2 separate regions of the Homo sapiens genome follow, and region 1 is linked to region 2. The links are chromatin contacts, found by Hi-C or POLR2A ChIA-PET in ENCODE. All regions are on one chromosome and are shown on one strand. Each heading gives the region's core, a stretch centred on a gene start or an enhancer-like site at or near the end of the contact. The rest is flanking DNA. Distances are from core to core; before and after follow the strand shown.

Region 1 (2,987 bases), core at 350-2,849, 43 kb after region 2:
ACTTCTATAGGGCCCTGCCATAAAGTGGATGGAGCAGGACAGGGCCGACTGGTAAAGTTGACTTAGAATATACTGTGGACGTGAGGTCAGGAGACCTAGATTCTGGCTGTGTTCTGTTGCTAAATATATGACTTTAGAAAAGTCACTTAATCTTGCTGAGCTACAGTGTCTCCACTTATGAAATCAAGGGTTGACTATGACCTAAATAGTTTCTTCCATTCTTAAAATCTTAGATATTGTCCTTCCCCTATACCTGCAGCTGGGGCAGGGGTCATGCAGGGCAACTGTGCAGCCTTTGTGGATGGCGTCCCAGAGCTGTGGGGGGCACAGCCTGCACAGCCTATCGCAGTGGTCCCTGGTTGGGGTAGACATACATGAATAAGCACTCTCATAATTCATCATACTTTCTGAGCAGCAATGCACCTAGATGAGGAGGAAGAACCAAAATCAGAACAGGCTGGTGGGTGGTGAGAGATCTTGATTTCTGGATTCTTTGAAGGTTGCTGGCTATAAAATTTTGTATTGGAAAGGCTTAGGCTTGTAATATGTTTGAAAAGTTCTGCTGTGTCTAAGATTGCTAAAAAAATTAGTTTTTCATATCAAAGAATGTCTAGGGCTCATAAGGGAGTTAAGGAGAGAGGACAGTTGACTCTAAGTGTACTCCAAAAGGGAAATACTCAAGGTAGGAAAGTTGCCAGGGGCAGCAAAGCCTATGAAGGAAGTAGAGTTTTTAGGGCTTACTCAGTGGGTCCTCAGTCAGTGAGTCAACAACATTTATGAGTGCCAGCTGTACGCCCAACACTGCCCTAGGGGATAGATACATCAGTGAACTACAAGAACAGAGGTGAGAGTGTCCATCAGTTGAGGGTCACAAACTCAAAGTCTGCAGCAGCCAGGCAGGTAAACTAGCTGGGAGAAGGGGTTGGGTATGACACCACAGGGAGAAGGGGGGCTGTGGTGAACTGAGAGTGCATGCCTGTGAAAAGGGGGAGCCCGGGCCCAGAGCCAGCCAACATGCACAACAGGAAAGGCAGGTTCACCACAACAAGCAAAGATCAAAAAAATAAGTGATCCCCCAAACACATTTTGTAGCTGCATTTGGCTAACAGGCTACCAGTTTGCAGGAATAGCTCTCATATTTTTTGAAATAGACACTACAATTAAAAATCAATTATTTAAATAAAATTTGTTAAAATACCTTGATGAGTGAGAACAATCACCTGAAAAAATTTGATTTTTAAAAATTTAATAAAAAATAATGCAAAATAACCAAATTCACTGCTAGATAGAAAGCTTTACTAAATGGAAGAGCAGGTAGTATTATCTCTATGTGAAAGAATACTTCTAAAATATTTAAAACAGTTTTTTGAACTAATTTAAATCTACTTTGTAAGTAGTTATCCTTCTATCAAATGCAAAGTTCATAAAAGGAGTCTCAATTTAGTAACATAAATCAAAAGTCAGTATTTAGGCTTTTGAAAATGCTTAAATGTCCCAGATGAGAAGTAGTTAAGTTCTAACTGATGACTCATTTACAGGTTTGCCAGTGACATACTTTGTCACCATAGCTGCTTGGCTGAATGAACTGAACTGGATGTAGTACAAACCAGGAAGGGCATTATTTTCTTTTACCCTGTCTTATCTTGTCACCTCGCCCCAACAGCAAATCTTCTTGGGCCAATTCCCATTAGGATGGCTCCAGCGAAGCTACCTTCTGTGGCCCAAAGGGAATTCACAGGATGCTGGACAGTATCAGTGTGAATGCAGCCTTGCCACTCTGTGGCGGGTTCCTCCAGCCAGGGTCGACCTGATCCTTAGGCACAGCTGGCACAAGGCCTGGAGCCCAAAGTACTTTTAGGGGCCCGTGGAAATATTCTAGTTGCACTTAAAATCAGAAGGCAAAAATAAAAGCTTAGGGTCATAGGACATTAGAATTTTTAGGGCCCATGAAAACATACTAAATTTTTCCTAAGACAGAAGAAAAATGTTGAAGACATAAAAGTATATGAAAAATAATGTGTAAGATTGATAGTATTATGGTGGGAGGGACCTATAAAGGCAAAAATGCCCAGGGCCGGGAAAGTCAGACTGTGGCCCAGCCTGCAGCCTTCAGAATTCTCCATGAGGGCCAGGCATGGTGGCTCGCACCTGTAATCTCAGCACTTTGGGAGGCCAAGGTGGGAGGATCATTTGAAGCCAAGAGTCTGAGACCAGTCTGGGCAACATAACAAGACCCCATCTCTACCAAAATTAAGAAAAATTAGCCGGGCGTGTTGGCACACATCTGTATCTGCAGCCACTCAGGAGGCTGAGGCAGGAGGATTGCTTGATCCCAGGAACTCGAAGGTGCAATGAGCTATAATCATGCCCCTGCCCTCCAGTCCAGGTGACGGGGTAACATTAAGACCTTGTATCTTTTATTATTATTATTATTATTATTATTATTATTATTATTTATTTATTTATTTTTTTAGAGACAGAGTCTTGCTCTATCGCCCAGGCTGGAGTGCAGTGGCGCGATCTCGGCTCACTGCAAGCTCCGCCTCCCGGGTTCACGCCATTCTCCTGCCTCAGCCTCCCGAGTAGCTGGGACTACAGGCGCCCGCCACCATGCCCTGCTATTTTTTTTGTATTTTCAGTAGAGACGGGGTTTCACCGTGTTAGCCGGGATGGTCTCGATCTCCTGACCTCATGATCCGCCCTCCTTGGCCTCCCAAAGTGCTGGGATTACAGGCGTGAGCCACCCCGCCCGGCCAAGACCTTGTCTCTAAAAAGAAAAAAAATAAATTCTCCATGAGGAAGCGAGTAGTGGTCATCGCGTACATGTGTCACATGTCAAGCTTGCCCAAGGTGAGCCTGTGAGTTCTGAGCCTCAGCAACTAGCTACTGGGGAGCTAGATGCGTTTCCCCACTTTAGGCTCTTCTGGAGTAGATCTTCCTGGACCTGTCAGCACTTGCTTTGTAGCACCAGAAGCTCTCGCCCCAAC
Region 2 (3,300 bases), core at 580-3,079:
TTGTTTTTAAGGCAGCTGGGAATCTAGGAAGATAGAGAGATAGAGGTTGGGTTTATCTTTCCTCCATTCCACTCTCAGCTCCAACTTCCACCTGCCCACCTTCCAGTTTCTGGGCAAACAGAGAAATGGGGTTTGGAATTTAGGGAAAGAAATTTATTATAAAGCTTGTTCCCTTTTTAGTTGGAAAAAAAATGGCCTGGCTACCAGATTAGTCTGACAACCATCCCACCATACAAGCTTCTGAGACACTTTGTGAAAGCACTCACAACACTTGTAGTAGGTGGATCACTGCCCCCTTATTAAATTATGCATTTCATGGTGAAAGGGAATATCCTTCTGGAACATGGCAAATATTTGGTAACTGGTCATTGAAAAAAATGAATGAATGAAAGTATTCTAGAAAATAAGTATGTAAATCAAATTATTTTATTTCAAATAGGCAGATATAATAATAAAGTAAATAATAGTAATACACTAATAATAATAAGTAAATAAGGATACTTTCAACATTATATTATAAAGCTGCCCGCTCCAACATTAATAAAAGTTCTCCAAATACCCCTCATAAATGTACTATTGTCTACTTTAGAAGAGGTTCTTTCTCTATTTATTTTTAAAATTATTTTAATCCTTAATGAGCACCTACTCTGGGCATGGCCAAGAATACAAATATAAATAAGAGAGGTTTTCAGTTCCTACCAAGATCAATCTGCAGGTTCTAAATGCAGAACCAGAATAATCAATGTGAAAAATGCTACAGTAGAACTAAAAACAATTTTGGTGAGTGAATAGTTCCATGCTACTTTTTGCAGCCCTTAAAAAAGGAGCATTTGTGACAACAGACATTGTCTGGTAGGAAGGGCATCCTGATGAACAATGGCACTTTGTAAAGCAAAAGTCAACATTTCGTTCATTGTAGAGTGTATTATTACTAAGAAATTCCTTTCTACAGTGCCATTTTGGATTACTCAGACAAGAGAAGAGTATATTACATCAGGCAGGTTTTTCACTCCTTTTTCCCCATTCTTAGGTCATCAGTTATCTTAAGCTGGTGCTTCATGATTGCTGTGCTATACAAGACTTTTCTTTTCTGATCTTAGCTTTCAAAAGGGTAAAGGCAATGAGTTCTTGAGTTCGAGGTGATGGGGTGAGATCCGCTCAATAGCCAGGATAAATGATCTAGTCTTCATTATAAATTTGAAGAGGGCATTAGCATTCCCAGGTGGTAATAGAGTCATAGGAAAAATAAATTAGCCTACCTCAATCCTCCCCAAACAGCCCTGAGCAGATTGCGTCATTAACCTTAAAATAAACAAAGCGATTTTGGTGACAAACTGGAAAAGTGACTTGAGCATTCCTGAATGCATTATGGGTTATAAGGGACAGAGCCTGCTGGAAAGCAGTTCTGCCAGTGAATTATTCCCATATGAGCGTATAAAGCATGTCAGAGGTGGCAGCTGAGTATAAATTTAGCCTTCCTGACACCTGCCTTAGGAGACCCTGACTAACCCTTCAGCGGAAGCTTGATGGGCAGCATGCCGTGGCTGGGCAGCGATTGTTTTTTGCTCTTTGCCTAAACCTGGGCAAAGTTAATGAGGAGCATCACGGGAAGGCTGAGGATAAATACCATCTTCAGCTGGCTACCAAGAGCGGGGTTACATGGTGGGGATTATCCACTGACTCATTTGATTTTCCCAAAAAGGGCACCTGCAGTACGAGTATGAAGTGGGATTGTAAACCTGGATCATTTTGATAGTCCCGTTGCGCTCCAAGGCCAGGACCAGCTGCTGGTGTTTTTCTTGGGCTTTGAGGAAAATGAGGCGTCGTAGGCAGTGCTCGTCCTCCTTCCAGTCTTTCCCCTCCGGCAACACCTTCATCTCCTGCCCACTGCCAAAGTCCCAGATTCTGACTGTTCCTGAGCATACAGAGAAAAAGACTATGTGGGTAAAAATGACTTAGAGAAAGCTTGGCTTTTCGCTCAGAGAAAATTCATCCGATCGAAAGCTTTCTGCCAACAATTTATCCTATATTTATTCCCTACTCAGATGGGTGAGTCTTCCCAGGCTTGCTGTGCATGAAATTTATTCCTTTATGCCTTGATTTGTCACAGGCTGAAAAAAATAAATAAATAAACAGGACCAGGCAACGCCTTGAAATCTACCCTCAGGCTCTCCTACTAAGCTTTTGCTCTAAAGTGAGTCTCTTCTGTTGTTATTCTCCCAACGCTTCTCAGTGTGCTAAACACCCAGTCCCGAACATGGGAATATTCGCTACCATGCCACGACTATTATTCACAGTGAAAGATCATTCCAGTAATCTGTCACATTTCCTAATGTGCTGACATGTTTTAGGACTTTAGCTCTTATTAGATAATAAAAAGTTGGAGGGAATCCCAGCCGGTAAGAAACTGCCAAGCTTGGAGTGGTTTTGTTGGTTACGTGGGAGGAAAGTGAAAGAAAAGTGTCGAGTGTTTTTCTTTTCTTTTCTTTTCTTTTTCTTTCTTTCTTTCTTTTTTTTTTTTTTAAGACAAGAGTCTCACTCTGTCACCCAGGCTGGAGTGCAGTGGCGATCTCGGCTCACTGCAAGCTCCGCCTCCTGGGTTCACACCATTCTCCTGCCTCAGCCTCCAGAGTAGCTGGGACTGCAGGCGCCCACCACCACACCCGGCTAATTTTTCTGTATTTCCAGTAGATACGAGGTTTCACCATGTTAGCCAGGATGGTCTCGATCTCCTGACCTCATGATCTGCCCTCCTCGGCCTCCCAAAGTGCTGGGATTACAGGCAGGAGCCACCGTGCCCGGCCAAGTGTTTTTCTTACACTTAAAATTATACTTTCTGTTTGAAACCTAAACCTCAACGTGATGGTGTTTGGAGATCATTAGGTCATGGGGGTAGAACCCTCATGAATGGGATTAGTGCCTTTATAAAAAAGGCCCCAAATTGAGATCTGCTGTGGCTCAGACAAAAAAAGAAAAGTAAGTAACAAAATGGGCCCCAAGGATCTGCCTTGCCCCTTTGTCATGTGAGAACACAATGAGAAGGCACCATCTATAAACCAGGAGGCGGGCCCTTGCCAGACACCAGATCTGCCAGCGCCTTGATCTCGAACTTCCCAGCCTCCGGAACTGAGAGAAATCAATTTCTGTTGTTGAAAAACCCCCAGTCCTCCTGCCCTGAGTGGTAAGGCATGTCAAATGGTCTGAGCCCAGGAGGTTTTCCTATCTCCCCTCAAGAGGTAGAGAAGAATTTGCTCAGCTTTTTCTCCCTTACAATAGGTCTTCATCTACAGTATCAGCAGG

What was found. A loop is a pair of places that touch in the nucleus more often than their neighbours do. ChIA-PET counts read pairs that join two places held with the same protein, here RNA polymerase II (POLR2A). Pooled maps may share reads with other maps.
Region 1: a map of PC-9 shows a loop between it and region 2 (6-fold over the local background). The contact joins two enhancer-like sites. A Hi-C loop is called at or near these places in 2 of 168 maps with a recorded cell type or tissue (DLD1 and PC-9) and 1 of 50 pooled maps. POLR2A ChIA-PET finds 5 or more read pairs at or near these places in 5 of 52 experiments (BJ, HEK293, MCF 10A and 2 more).

Annotation. Positions count from the first base shown.
Region 1 is chr1:241,705,028-241,708,014 of GRCh38, reverse strand. The region is part of intron 8 of WDR64 (WD repeat domain 64); the gene reads right to left. The region is part of intron 1 of LOC124904603 (a long non-coding RNA gene); the gene reads left to right. Among named protein-coding and RNA genes, the nearest start is that of WDR64, 54 kb to the right of the region's middle. Within about 2 kb of position 1,599, at least 3 of the 41 ENCODE cell types and tissues checked have a DNase peak (open chromatin) inside an H3K27ac peak, as active enhancers do; they include PC-9, where a contact is called at or near this core.
Region 2 is chr1:241,748,162-241,751,461 of GRCh38, reverse strand. It overlaps WDR64 (WD repeat domain 64), which reads right to left. Exons shown (of 28, transcript NM_001367482.1): 14 at 1,740-1,915. Among named protein-coding and RNA genes, the nearest start is that of WDR64, 98 kb to the right of the region's middle. Within about 2 kb of position 1,829, at least 4 of the 41 ENCODE cell types and tissues checked have a DNase peak (open chromatin) inside an H3K27ac peak, as active enhancers do; they include PC-9, where a contact is called at or near this core.